Linked DNA regions of Mus musculus: region 2 is linked to region 1. The links are chromatin contacts, found by Hi-C or POLR2A ChIA-PET in ENCODE. All regions are on one chromosome and are shown on one strand. Each heading gives the region's core, a stretch centred on a gene start or an enhancer-like site at or near the end of the contact. The rest is flanking DNA. Distances are from core to core; before and after follow the strand shown. Region 1 overlaps Mapt (microtubule-associated protein tau). Region 2 overlaps Kansl1 (KAT8 regulatory NSL complex subunit 1).

The links. A loop is a pair of places that touch in the nucleus more often than their neighbours do. ChIA-PET counts read pairs that join two places held with the same protein, here RNA polymerase II (POLR2A).
Region 2: a map of regulatory T cell shows a loop between it and region 1 (1.8-fold over the local background). The contact joins two enhancer-like sites. A Hi-C loop is called at or near these places in 1 of 37 maps with a recorded cell type or tissue (regulatory T cell). POLR2A ChIA-PET finds 5 or more read pairs at or near these places in 1 of 5 experiments (embryonic stem cell).

Annotation. Positions count from the first base shown.
Region 1 is chr11:104,316,664-104,323,707 of GRCm38, reverse strand. It overlaps Mapt (microtubule-associated protein tau), which reads right to left. Exons shown (of 12, transcript NM_001038609.2): 9 at 5,459-5,551; 10 at 2,276-2,357; 11 at 1,168-1,280. Among named protein-coding and RNA genes, the nearest start is that of Mapt, 89 kb to the right of the region's middle. Within about 2 kb of position 4,558, at least 3 of the 3 ENCODE cell types and tissues checked have a DNase peak (open chromatin) inside an H3K27ac peak, as active enhancers do.
Region 2 is chr11:104,396,168-104,403,211 of GRCm38, reverse strand. The region is part of intron 2 of Kansl1 (KAT8 regulatory NSL complex subunit 1); the gene reads left to right. Among named protein-coding and RNA genes, the nearest start is that of Kansl1, 43 kb to the left of the region's middle. Within about 2 kb of position 3,590, at least 1 of the 3 ENCODE cell types and tissues checked has a DNase peak (open chromatin) inside an H3K27ac peak, as active enhancers do.

The DNA of each region.
Region 1 (7,044 bases), core at 3,309-5,808:
AGGTTTATTTTTTTACTTTTATTTGTGACTCTCTCTCTCTCTTTCTCTCTTTCTCTCTCTCAGAAATCCACCTGCCTCTGGGTTTACCAAAAAGTCCTTCTTAAATGATGTCATCGGACTGGGGAGATAGGTAGGAGTGCTTGCTCTGCAAACACAAAAGCCTGAGTTCAATTCCTTGGCACCCAAAGAAAAAAGCAGAGCTTGGCTGTGCATGCCTGTAGCCTTTTTTTTTTTTTTAAGATTTATTTATTTATTACATGTAAGTACACTGTAGCTATCTTCAGACACACCAGAAGAGGGTGTCAGATCTCGTTACAGATGGTTGTGAGCCACCATGTGGTTGCTGGGATTTGAACTCTGGACCTTCGGAAGAGCAGTCGGGTGCTCTTACCCACGGAGCCATCTCACTGAGCCTGTAGACTTTAACCTCAGCATTGAGGGATGCAACCAGGTCCATCCCAGGAGCTCACTGAGCTTAGCAAAAACAGCAAGCTTCTGGTTCAGGACACTGTCTCCAGAGGGAAAGGGGAAGACACCTGATGTTCTGCTCTGGCCTCTGTACACAGGTGCATGGGTGTGCTCACCGGTATACTCATGTGCATGTAACACACACACACACACACACACACACACACACACACACCACACACGATGACGAGGGAACAATGCCATAACCAGGAGTCCAAGAGGAAGTAGTAGAAAGCATGAGATGGCAACCTGAGGCATGACCTTCTGGGGATGCCAGACAACCTCCCTGACAGCTGACCACGGCCTCAGTCAGCTCAGACTTTGCTCTAGCCCTCTGGTAACTAGTGGGAAAGATCTGCCTTTGATCTTCTGCCTTGTTCTTGGTACACCAAGGTGAGGGTGAAACTCTATCTCCAGAGAGTCCATAGAGGACCCTCTAGGATAACCCTCCTAATGCTGCAGCCCTTTAATATAGTTCCTCATGCCGTGGTGATGCCCCCCACACACACACCATAAAATTATGTCCTTGCTACTTCATAACTGTAATCTTGCTACTGTTATGAATCATGATGCAAATATCTGATATGCAGGATATGATGATATGCTACCTCCAAAAGGGGACAGGACCCAGAGGTTGAAGTCTTCATCCACTCTGCTAGCCCTCTTATCCCCGTATGACCTCCCATTTGACCCCCTTACCTTCTTATTCCCTCCTCCAGGGACGTGGGTGATATTATCCAAGGAGCCAATCTTCGACTGGACTCTGTCCTTGAAGTCCAGCTTCTCTGATTTTACTTCCACCTGGCCACCTCCTGGAACACAACCCACATGAGCCTCTTGCCCTAGTCTGTGGTCTGGAGGACTTAGCATATGTTAAGTGAGCTCACAGCAGGCAGAGCGAAGTGCTCCGGGCTGCTGGAGACTTGATTAAAAAAAAAAAAAGTAGGTCAGGTATCACCCACCATTCAGGAGGGGACCATCAGGTATAAGACATCCCCACTGGCTCCACACAGGCTGGGCCAGGGATCCAAAGAACAACCCATCCTCAGGAGATGCCAGGGCTCTCCTTTATCTAGAAAGAGGTTTAGCCACAGGAAGCCCTTTTTAGGGCTTGCAAACTACCTGCCTCTTCTCTGATCGAGACCGTGTACATGGGATATTTACCCTGCAGAATCTTCCTCCTGAGATCGTTCAGTGGTACAGGAAGCATGGCCAAGAGAAGGCACACTAAATTTTAAGCCGGATGCCTTCCAGCTGTGGAGATTTACTTAGGAACATTCTGTAAGCCACAGCCCCTCAAGACCTTGGAATCAAACCGCCTGTCAAATGCACCATGAGGAGAGACACCCTAACCTCCCCTGTGGCTCAGGTCACCACACTAGGGTATAGCAGGAGAGGGAGTGACCTGGCCTGTTTTCCTGGGAAGAATGCTTTCTTTGAACAATGTTACAGCGAAGATGAGACAACAGCCCAAAAGTTCTCATGTTATAGCTGATGCAATTGAAGTGTCCCCCATGTTGGCTGTGACAAAGCTGAGATGTTCACAGAGCCGGCCTTTGGGGGTGGGAGGGACCCAATCAAACCCATGGCTGGTCCTTTTATACAGACTTTTCTGGAGAGCCACAGGATGGGATATAAAACCATTTCCTCCACCCCTTGTCTAGGCTCACAACAGAGACAGACCCAGGTCCAAGGCCACACAGTACTTTCACATTTAACATTCACTGCCCAGGTTGGCCTATTCTAGGAAGCACCCCCCACTCCAGCCAGCACTCCTGTCCCAAAGCCTGTCTTCCTCAAGTGCTACCTGGCTTGTGATGGATGTTCCCTAACGAGCCACACTTGGAGGTCACTTTGCTCAGGTCCACCGGCTTGTAGACTATTTGCACCTGCAGGTCAAAGAGGATGGGCGAGAGAGAGAATAAAGGGGGTTATGTTACTAGGGGTGTAACACAGCACAAAGGCTGATGGACCATTTGTCAGTGGCTCCCATCAGCTGCTGCATACACCCCCACTCAGGATGGAAAATAGGCTCCCCAAATCCAGCCACCCCCCACCCCCCAGGGAGCTGGGTCCTCACCAGGAAGCTTAGGGACCTAAACATCCCAGAAACACAAGACACTCTCATGGAAAAGCAGGTGCCTGGTCCTTGTACGTGACCATCTCTGTAGCAGACACTTAAATATAAAAGCATACATCGTTTTATTGATGAAAGGCCAATGACACCCAGTGGAGGAAGAAGCCTTCACAGCCCTGCATCTTCTCCTCAGAAAAAGACTCAGGAGAAGCTGGTGAGGGTGAGTCTGCTTCACCCAGGAAGCTCCCATGGTCCTGGATTACCAGTCGGCAAACAGGACCCAGACCAGCTCTATGACCCAGAAGGAGAGCCAGTTGGTGTCTGGACACATAGTCTCCTGAACACTTCAGCCTCTACTGAGAAGAGCGAAGCAACACCAACAGAAGGCAGGCGCACGGCAGAAACCACAGCTGCAGTAAGTGTCTCAGCAAGCATGAGTGAGCAGACAGGACACACTGGGGAAGGGGGGTGGGGGGGACCCGCCAGCCCAAGGGCCCTTCATGTGGCCCAGCAGTAATGTGTGCTCTGGAAAATGACAGTTGCTTTCCTGACAGGACACTCTGAAGGAGACCACCCAGGCAGATGGGGCTCCTGGAAGCCTGTCTCTCTGATCTGTGGTTTTACAGCTTAGCTGGTCACTAGCTGCCACTTGCAGAGTCCCATGGGTCTCCCATACAGACCATGGTCATTCCAGGGGTGAGGAGGCTCATCTGTCCTGGGAGAGGGGTGCCACATGTTCAAGAATCAATAAAGCAAAGTGGTTTCTACGGAGGTCTCAATGGATAAATCCCTCGTTTTCACGGCTGATGGTGTTTTGTGTTATGGGGTGTGTGTGTGTGTGTGTGTGTGTTCTGCTAACAGACCTGATGGAAGAGGAGGGCCATGGCCTCATAAGTCATAAGGGTGTCAGCCTGCCCCTGCAGAGGAGGGTGGGTAAGGAGCAGATAAACCCAAGGACCTCCTGCAAACAGACCCAGAGGCCAGTAGGAGTTCTGGGGCAGGTGATGATGGGAGAGCCCAGGTAGAGTCATTAGAGAGTCAGTACCAGGGGGTATGTTGGGGGACAGGAGATGTTGGAAGCTTGGGATAGCCAGAGAAGAAAGGAATGGGGGAGCAGCTGACTAGGGTACTAGATCCCACAGAGCAGCCCGAGAGAGGAGGCCACAGCCCAGCCAGGAGGTGGAGATGGAGAAGCAGCTTCCCTGCTGCAGTTCCCACCACCCTAGAGAGAGCCAGGAGCAAGTTAGATGGGAAGCCTGGAATCCTACAACCCAAATGCCACCAGTCCCCCTCCCTAAGAAAGCTTTCTCCACAGGTCCATTCTGTAGTCAACAGTGGCCACAGGCCACAGGCCAGGCTATCTTGTGATTCTATATAAGGTCACAGGTTAGCTCAAAGGCTGGCAAACTGCAGTACACCTTAGTTATAAAGTTCCCTGATACCCTAGGCACTGCAGCCTCATCAGACAACCAGCATGTGATCCGAGCTGCCCTGAGAGCTGCCTTTTCCCAACTTCCCCTACAGGAGCATCTGCCCTCTGCAGCCCTTGGGAGCTGGAGCGCTCAGACCCAGCAACAGACCAGACGTGAGCAAAACCAGACACTTCTGGCTTCCCTCCCTAACCACAGCAGCCTGGGCTGGGAAGCTAACGTATCATAAACAACATTACAGAGCCCAGGGACAAGGACGGCGATCTTAAAGATCACCCTTTCCCGCAACCCATATCTTTCTATACGTTGAGAAGGCAACCGGCAGGCAGGGCAGTAACCGCAGTGTAGCCAACAGCCCCGCCTTTCCTTAGGAAGCAAAACAAGTAAGGGAGGTGGCAGGATCGGCCAGCGGGGAGTGGAGGACAGAGGAAAAGGCAGACACGGTGAGTAAGCGTGAGAAGGCAGTAGCCACAGGGCCAGCACTTGCTGCTCTGGGGCCATCGGTCCAAGAGGCAGAAGGCAGGGCAGGTGTCGGGGCCGGAGGCAGGAGCACATTGCAAGAATAAACCCTGTGGGCTCGGCACTTTCAGGAAAGAGAGCCCACCCCTGCATTCCAGCACGCACGCTCGAGAGGTGGAGCCTGCAGCTCAATCAGAGAGCCCAGGTCCGTTCTGGGACTGACCCAGAACAGGGGAGGGGGAGCTGGCAGGGAGAAGCCTGGGGCCACTTTACAAATCCTGCCCTGTTGGGCACCGGCCAGCCAAGAGAACAAAGGGAATCCCTAAGCCCATTGAGGGAACCTAAGAACATCTCTTTGCAGGGACTCGCTGAGGATGTGCGGGGGGGGGGGGGGGGGGGTCCCCAGTGGTGTTTAAAGGAGGAGACATTTAAAACCCCTTCTCTGGCAAACAATGCAGGCAACTGACACCTGTCACCTCGGTGTTAGGCTCTGTGCAACCAGAGTCCCTGTCCTGGGGGGAGGGGAGTGCTAAATTGAACTGGGAATCTTTTCCTCTCTTCAAAGATGAAGGAGACCCAGATGAAAAATGGAGAAGTGGCTAGGGGCCTTTTGGACCTTGACATGAAACAGGAAGTCCTAGTGTCTAGTGGGATCATATGGACTCCCCACTCCCCAACCAACAGAGACTGCCCCAGAGATGAGGGAAGAGGTGTCAGCCCACATCATGGATGCACTGTCTTCAACCCCATTTCCAATATCTACGGGGCTTCTAGGAACACATACATGGTACCATGGGGACCCAGCTACTCAGAGAAGGGCCAGCTGGAACGGGTTGCTCTCCCTACTTTGCTGGGCCATCCATGGAACAGGGAGGGGAGTCTGGGGACAGCAGACACTGTGGGGACACAGGAGGTCCTGAGCCCTAGATGATTTATTCTATGCAATGTCTCACAAGGACACACTCATGACACTTGTTACAGCAAAGGCTGCAGCACACCTCATGGAGACTGCGACAGTACTCACACTGCCTCCACCCGGGACGTGTTTGATATTATCCTTCGAGCCACACTTGGACTGGACGTTGCTAAGATCCAGCTTCTTATTAATTATCTGCACCTTTGATAGCCAAAAAAAAGAGTGAGAGACAACCACACCGGAGCATCGCCCCCTGACCTGTTGGGCTGTGGGGGGAGAGCCAGGTCTGAGCCCTGACTCCTCAGGGGGCTCAGAAGCTGCCTGGGATGGCACCCTGGAAGTCACAAAAGGAATCTGGAAGAGAACATGGCTGGGAACAGGAGGACAGAGCTGGGAGGTCACTAGGTTGGGTGGAGTGACAACTGTAAACAAGGAGTCCCCTGGGTCAAGTGATGAGAAGAAAGATCAACAACAATCCAAACAGACACACCAGTGCAAGGCACCTTATCACAAAGAGCGTCCAAGGCTGGGGAGTGGCAAGGCTAAAGGCTTCAAACCAGATTGTCTTGAGCTGAGCTGGTGGGATGGCTCAGGGAGGGTAAAGAACTTGTCATAAAACCCCACTTCTGCCTTCTGAACACAGTGGCGTGCACATACAATACTTAGTTACTTTAGACTATCCTCTGTTAATTTTAACTTTTTTTTTTAATGCTATTTTGAGGCGGGGTCTCTCTATGTAGCCCTAGCTATGCTGAAATTCAGTAGTAGACCAGGCTAGCCTTGAATTTACAGAAATCCTGTCTTGAAAACCCAAAATAATAACAACAATAATAACAACAACAATAATAACAATAAAATAAGAGGAAGAGGGCACTATTATATTCAGCACCGAGCTTCCCGGAAGCCAATGAGGAAAAAGGAAATGTGACTGATTACATAACTCATGATTTGACAAAGAAAATGGTTTTTGGAGGAAGATGACTGCTAGACACAAATTAATCAGAGGACATTAAGCAATCGCACACGGTCTGAAACATACATAGAGACCCCGCCCTGTGTGTGTGTGTTTCTTATTCTAACCCCACAGGAAAGGAAACAAGCTTTTGTGGTGTTTGGCACTAGATAGATATTTACAAAGCAGACTTGAATTACTGCTAGTGGTCATGTTAAGCCAAAGCGCTCGGGAACACTGAGGTTCAGAGGGGGAGAGGGTGGTGGCTGGCGTTGTGAAACTGGAGCCTGCAATGCCGTTCCCAGCAAAAGCAGCTGGCCCGGTCCACGGCGCTGGGCTTTGGCTCTGACCGGACACTGGAAACATCCTGGAGCGAATGGAGGATGTTTTCAGCTGAGGGCCTTCGATTCAGGAGGAAGTGTTTGTGGGCAGGGAGTGGTCCTGAGAAGCTGGCTGGACCCACTTTAGTTTACACTTCCCAGAGCCATGTCAAACACTAGGTGGACTTTGTTCTACCTCTGTTTGGGCTCAGAACTCTCAGGGAATCCCTTGCTGGCACCAAGCCTCTAGCCCAAGGAGCTCCCAGACTGCTGGTACTAACTGGGCTAGGCCGGGCATCACCTCATTTGGAACATGAACCTGACGTGGCCAGCTGGGGTTCCAGAAAGCCTTTCCTTAGAGTCCAAGAAAGCCTGCCTGTATCCAGTCTAGCCGACCTGCAAAAGGCAATAAGGTGCCGGAG
Region 2 (7,044 bases), core at 2,341-4,840, 80 kb before region 1:
CCTCTGTAAAGGCTGGAGAATTTTGAGTTGGAGGCCAGCCTGACCTATAGTGAGACGCTGCCTTAAACATGTCCAGAAGAATTTTGGGAGTAAGGACAGTTGGAAAGACCAGGACAAAATGTGGGAATCTACTTAATGTTTGTCATATCTGTTACCATTGAGGAAATGATTTTTGTTTTGTTCTGTTTTTCGAGACAGGGTTTCTCTCTGTAGCCCTGGCTGTCCTGGAACTCACTCTGAAGACCAAGCTGGCCTCCACCTCAGAAATTCACCTGCTGCTGCCTCCCAAGTGCTGGGATTAAAGGCATTCTCGACCACTGCCTGGCTTGATTTTTTTTTTTTTTTTTTTTTAAACTTTCTATTTCTTGAGTTGGGTGCACATATGTGGAGGTCATAAGAGCTTGTGGAGTGAGTTCTCTTTTTGTACCTTCATGTGCATTCTATTTTCACAAGTGCTTTATTCTAATTTTCACAAGTGCTTTTACTTGTTGAACCATCCAGCCAGTCCAGGAAATAACTTATGTGAGTGTTGATAATGTCAGATTATTTCTCAACATCAGAAAAGGAGAGAGAGGCTTATATGATCACTTGCTAGTATGAGTAAGACATTGGGCTTCAACGGCTGGAGAGATGGTTCAGTGGTTAAAAGTACTTGCTGTTTTGCAGAAGTCTGGGGTTTAATCCTTAGCATCCGAATCATAAGATGGCTCACAACTGTCTATAACTCCAGTTCGAGGGGATCTGATGCTCTTTTCTGTCTTTGACAGTCACTAGGCACACATATATAGGTGCTCACTTATACACAAAAAAAACAGACACTTTAAAAAAAAAGGGGGGGGGTTTCCATCCTCCAGGCCTTCTAGTGACTCTAGAATTGGAAGACTGCTTGATTTTCTATTTATTTTTAAGTGTGGGTTTTGGCAGTTGAACTCAGTTCTCTCTGCTCTCCAAAAGTTCATCATAGCTTATAGCATTCCTTTTTAAATAATTTGTTCCTAGATAACTAAAAAATTAGAGGGCCAGAGAAATGGCTAAGAGCCATTAAGAACAGTTAAGAGCACAGACTGCTCTTCCAGAGGCCCCAAGTTCAGTTCCCAGCACCCATCTGGTGGCTCACAACCATCAGTAGTGGGATCCACTGCCCTCTTCTGGTGTGTGATAGCTACAGTGTGTTCATATAAATAAAATTTTTAAAAAAGGAAAGAAAATAGTATTTTAAAATTCAAATCATTTGTATGAAGATTACCATGGATTATTTTCTTAAATATAACAGTATCCTATGTAGCATATCTGGTTATATAACCCAGAAAGAAAATACAATACCTACACTTTCCTTCCCCTTCCCTTTCCTTTCCGTTATTTGCTTGCTTGTTTTAATTTAGGTACTATCTTATGCAACCTGAGCTGTACTCCAGAATGGCCCTGAGCCCATGATCTTTCTGCCTCCACCTCCCAAGTTGTTAGGATTGCAGTGTGCCTGGCTTCTAAATTTTTAACCCTGATTAATACATCTCATAGAATGTGGTGGAGGGTAACTGTTAAACTAATTTAAGGACAGTTGAATTTGAAATCTTAGTCATTAGGGATGGGGAGAAGAATCATGATTTGATGCCAACCCAGACTACATAGAGAAATCATGTCTGGAAAAACAGCAGAACTGAAAAATGGGTACTATAATTGTGAGAGGTGTGTGTTTGTGTGTGTGTGTGTGTGTGTGTAAGAGAGAGTTTTTCCCAGTTACTGTATTTCTGTGACTCCTTCAGAATGTCTTAAGTCAAACCTGTGGATTCCTGGGTGTTTTGTTTGTTTGTTTTAAACTCCCCAGCCTCTTACCATTCCCTTTGATGTGTTGTGGTAGAAAATACAAAGATATAAATAGATGTATGTTAAGAACCCCCGTGTATGCTTGACCTAGTTATTGCAAGCAACAGCCTAAATCCAAATGCCAATTCCAAAGAACTTAGCATTTCATTACGTGTTTTAGAATCTATCTACAAAAGATAAAGCTCCTTAGCCGGCTCCTGCGCCCTCCCCACACTCCTCCTCCTACTTCTCTTTTTCTTTTTCAAGCCCCCTTTTCCCTCCCTGTCTTTCTACACACACCATTCAACGGGGCACCTACTTAGCCTAGGCTGATGTAAAACTTGAAGCATCCACCTTAACTTGTAGAATAATGGAATCACAGGCTTGTGCCACCAATTGTTTTTGGTTTTGTATCCAGGATTCAGATGGATGTGGAGGGAAAGGTGTGGGACATTGCTCAATGATAGGAGAGCTTTATTAACTTCAATAACAGCCTGATCTACGTAGCGACACCCCTTCCCCAAGTTCCTCTCATTTCCATTTTTTCTAAAATTCTATGCTGTTTCCTGTCCTTTTTAAAAAAATTATAATGTCATGCTTTCTATCTTTGTTCTTAGTGTTTCTTACAGTAATAAGTTATGATTGTTTAGTGATAAAATTAATGTTGCTAAAGTAGTAAGTTTGAATTAGAAAAGAATCCTAGAATGAGATGTCTTGGCACTTTCAGTACTGTTAGCTCACAGCAGTCCATTTTGTGAAGGGTTTGGGGCTTATATACTTGTTCAGCTTGAATTTTGGCTTAACAAACTGATGATTTAACAAACTGACAAATCCTCTCTGAACCTCAGATTTTCATTATTCACTGGAGCATAGTGGTGCTGTTGTAAGGAAGAAAGAAAAGTGGTCAACCTAGTACCTGTTGTAATATTTCTTAAATGTTTATGTTGTAGCTAAACCTTGGTGATTAGTCATAAACTGCTATACATGGTATAAATCTCAATATAAAAGCTCATTGATGTGATGAAGGGGGAAAGGACAAAAACTTGGATATTATTTTATATTTTCTATGTAAAGATTTACTTGGCTGAAGATAGATTTAGCTGTAATTAATAGCTAATAGCTGGCATTAACTCTTAAGATTACTGCCTTCTAGAATAACATTTAAAAAATGCAAGGCCAGGGAAAGGATGTGTGTAGTAAAGTCATTATTAAAATTGTTTCGTTTCATACATCTCTTTCTCTGTAGCCCAAACTGGCCTCAAACTCATGATGCTCCTATTTGTATCTCCACAGTGCTGTTACCATGTCCAAAATTACTTTTTGCTATAGCTGTTCAAGGATTTTAACAATCGTAAGCTACATTTGCCATCATATCTGGCTTTAAGCCAAGGCCTTTTATTTGTCCTCCAGAATGCCTACTCACATTACTGTGATAAGACTTTTACCCAAATCTTCTAATTTATTGACAGGAGTTGGTACTAGAAAGCATTTAAGAAAAAAAATCTTTTTTTGGTATTACTTTCAGTTAGATTCTGATCTATTAACTGGCCTAAGGTTGGTCTCTGGTATTCTTTTTTAAATTTCATTTTATATATGGGTGCATAAATGTCCATGGTATGTATGCCCAGTGCTCAAGGCCAGAAGAGGGTTTTGGATCATCTGAAACTGGAATTGAGCCAATGCTCTTAATCACTGAGCTATCTCTCCAGGGAGCCCTCCTCCCCCCTCCGCATTCTTGTTTTTCAAACTTAATGCTGTGGAGATAGCTTAATAAAGTCCTTGCTTTACAAGCATTGTGACCTGAGTCTGGATTCCCAGAAACTATGCAAAAAGCATTTGTAACCTCAGCAGCAGGGGGGTGGGAGGTGGAAAGCTCACTAGCCAGCTAACCTAGCTTTCTGGGTGAAGTTAAGGACCACGAAAAGCTGGAAAGAAGCCTGAGGAACATCCAAGCTTGTCCTCTGACCTCCACGTGTGCACTGAGAGCCAAGAATCTCTAGTTTACTTGGTAATCTAATCTAGGTCTCTCCATATGTAGAGAATATTGTAATCTTGTAGCCAAGCACTGTTGGATAAATTCTGATTTATTTTTATAAATGAGCAGTTTTTGAAAATTCTTTATTATCTTTATGTGTATGTCTTTTGCCTGTACTTATATGTCTGTGTACCATGTATGTCTGCAATGCTCTCAAAATTCAGAAGAGTGTGGTGGATCTCCTAGAACTGGAGTTAACGCTTAGCTGCCATATAGGTGCTGGCAATCCAGTCCAAGTCATTCTGAAGCAGCCATTGCTCTCAACCATGAAGCCCTCTCTCCAGCTCCATGAATGACCATGCGTGTATTCCATTTTCAAGCATAAGGTGTTTCAAATTGAATTTTTTTTTTAGTTCAATAAAACATGTGGTTGTTAGAATGAAAAGTATACCCAGTAGGCTCAGCTACTTGAACATATTTACCTCCTCTTAAGCTTGTGGATGTTTAACATCCTGTTCCCCCTCACCCCCAAGTCCTTAATTTCTACACTCAATACCTTAATATTTTCTCACCAAAATAATTGCATCATTTTACTTCTGTGGGGAACTGTTCATTCATTGAACTAGAACATATTGCATACATTTCCTGTTAGTGAGACAGGTGTTAGGGTCATCTGTGTGTGGCCTTCTCCATATCTTGTGTTCTAGTTTACTGATGAAAGCTGTTGACTCATCCTTACAATTACATTCTCAGTTCAAATGGCACTCTGTAGTTTAGCTTATCGCACCATATTTTAGTCGTTTGCCTAGACAACCCCAGAACTACATCTCCCTGATGTTCTTCATCACCTACAGTATAACAGTCACATGATTTCAAAATGTTCAGATTTTCCTGTCATAATCTAAAACTCAAGACTCTTAAAATGTACTGTACGCACAGGATCCATGCTCTGCTTTTGGCTGTACAGTCTGACCTTTTGTCATTTGTGTCATTGGGCTTCTGTCAAACTGATCTTCTCAATGAGCTGAGTGTATCCCTCCCTGTTGGTTTGGGGTTCCCTGTGCTTAAAAAGCTTTGCTCCAAATTATCTGTCATCTTGATTCAATTCTTTACTACCCTTATTCAGGTTTCTGCCACCTTTCAATTTGAAAGGGGGAAATATGGTGTTGATATCTAGCTTTAAAAGACACACCTCATTCTCTCATTAACCATTTTGTTTTGCCTTGCAGCACTCATTAAAAAACCACGATTTTCAATAAATAAACATTAGTGATTAAAACTCTTAGTTACTGTGAGCATAGCAAAGCCTAAGATAAGGACCCCATGAGAAGGCCTGCCTTTACTTTGGACTGTCAGTGTGGCCAGACCATAGAAACAAAAAGTTTAGTGTGTTTCCTAAAGATCCTGATACAGGCAGGAACCAGAGCAGGTAGGAACTTTGTGGGCCATGTAAGGATGCAGAAAAGGGGATTTTAGCTATCCCTGAAGTAGTTACTGTGTCTAACATGTGTGGTATTGTGATCTCTTATGTTCTTCACAAGCAACTGGCTTGGGAAGTGTATTAATAGAGTAGTTGAGATTTACAGAGAATGCTATATTTACCTTTGACTTTTAAAGACTTTGTTGCCATTTTGAAGGTAATGAGCACATATTTTCCAGGCAATTTTCTGTTTTTCTGCTTTCTTCTTCTCTCACTTTGAACTATGGAACCTATTTCCATTTTTTGGCAAAGGAAGATTCTTTAGATAATGTAGTTAGGTTTCTATTCAGAAAACCCCTGAGCTGTGATTGGATACCTGTCTTTAGAGTAATGGTGAGGGGTGAACATGACCTTTTGAACTCACTTTCAGGAACAGATATTTTGTTAAATATATTTGTTTGGGGTAGAGAGATGGCTCAGTGCTTAGGAGCACTGGTTGCCCTTGCAGAGGTCCTGAGTTGAATTTCCAGCAACCACTTGATGACTCACAACTATCTATAATGGAATCTGTTCCCCTCTTCTGGAGTGTAGGTATACATGAAGGCAGAATACTGTATACATAATAAATAAGTCATATATATGTCTCTTTCCATAATGCTATAATGTTGTCTAATCTCTGTATAGGTCTACTAAGTAGACTGACTACACTAGTTACAAATTAACTCAGGTAAAGATGTTCGATGTACAATATTGGTGACCTAAGTTCAATCCCTGGAACCCATAGCGAACCAGACAGTTGTGATTTTGTCATCTGACCTTCACGTGTGCACCCACACTTTCGCACATATTACCCCCACACAATAGTAAATTAAAAATTAAGACAAAGTCACCGACATTCCTGTAGTGTTCCTGTTTGTTCTCTTTTGTTCTCATCATAATTAATTTTGTTAGAATATATAACCAGATACATTTTGACATTTTTTTCCTATTCATCAAAGCAGCTAAATACTCAAGGTTAGTGTACTCAACTTTTTCATAAAGATCAAAGACCCAAACTTAGGAATTTGAGAAATTTTACTAAAGTATTTTAAGATTTTAACCACCTTTTTAATTGTTCCAGTAGTGTATTGATAGTACTCCTTGTTATTATTTAGAATCCAACTCATACTGACTATATTTTAGCATGTAGACTGTTAAATCTAAAGCTGACTTTCTGCATGCACTGAATAGATATGTTTATTGAGGTAATTCCATTTCCAATAGTACGCTTCCTTAAAACATTATATTTACTTTGTTAGGTTGTTAGAAAGAATAGAAAATAATGTTATGTCAAGTACCAGGCTCTTTAAGCTTTGTTGAGTATTAGCTACTTGTAGTATTACTAACACCAATGTAAAATTTATTCCTCTTTTAACATCGTGGAGTTTTCAAAGCTTGAGAACTGAACTCAAATGGGTAGTAATGATAGCAAGAATTTATCACTAAAGACAAACATGTGGATCTGAAACATTATAATTACCATTTTAGCTACTTGTTACTGTTCTCTTTCCAGACAGGGCTCTGGCTGACCTCAAACTCAAATTCTTCCTAAGTGCTAGGTTTGCAGATGTGTGTTTCTATGTCCAGGTTTATTATTTGGTTATTTTTTTCTTTTTGTGGGGGGAGTTGTTTGATCTTTTTAACTTTAAAAAAAATATACTTTTTTAGTTGTTAGGTGACTGACTGCCTTGGAACATATGTAAAGGTCAGAGGACAGCTTGTGGGAATGTGTTCTCTCCTTTTACCGTGTGGTTTCTGGGGCTCACTCAGATCTTCTAGCTTGCCAGCAAGTACTTGTACTGCTGAA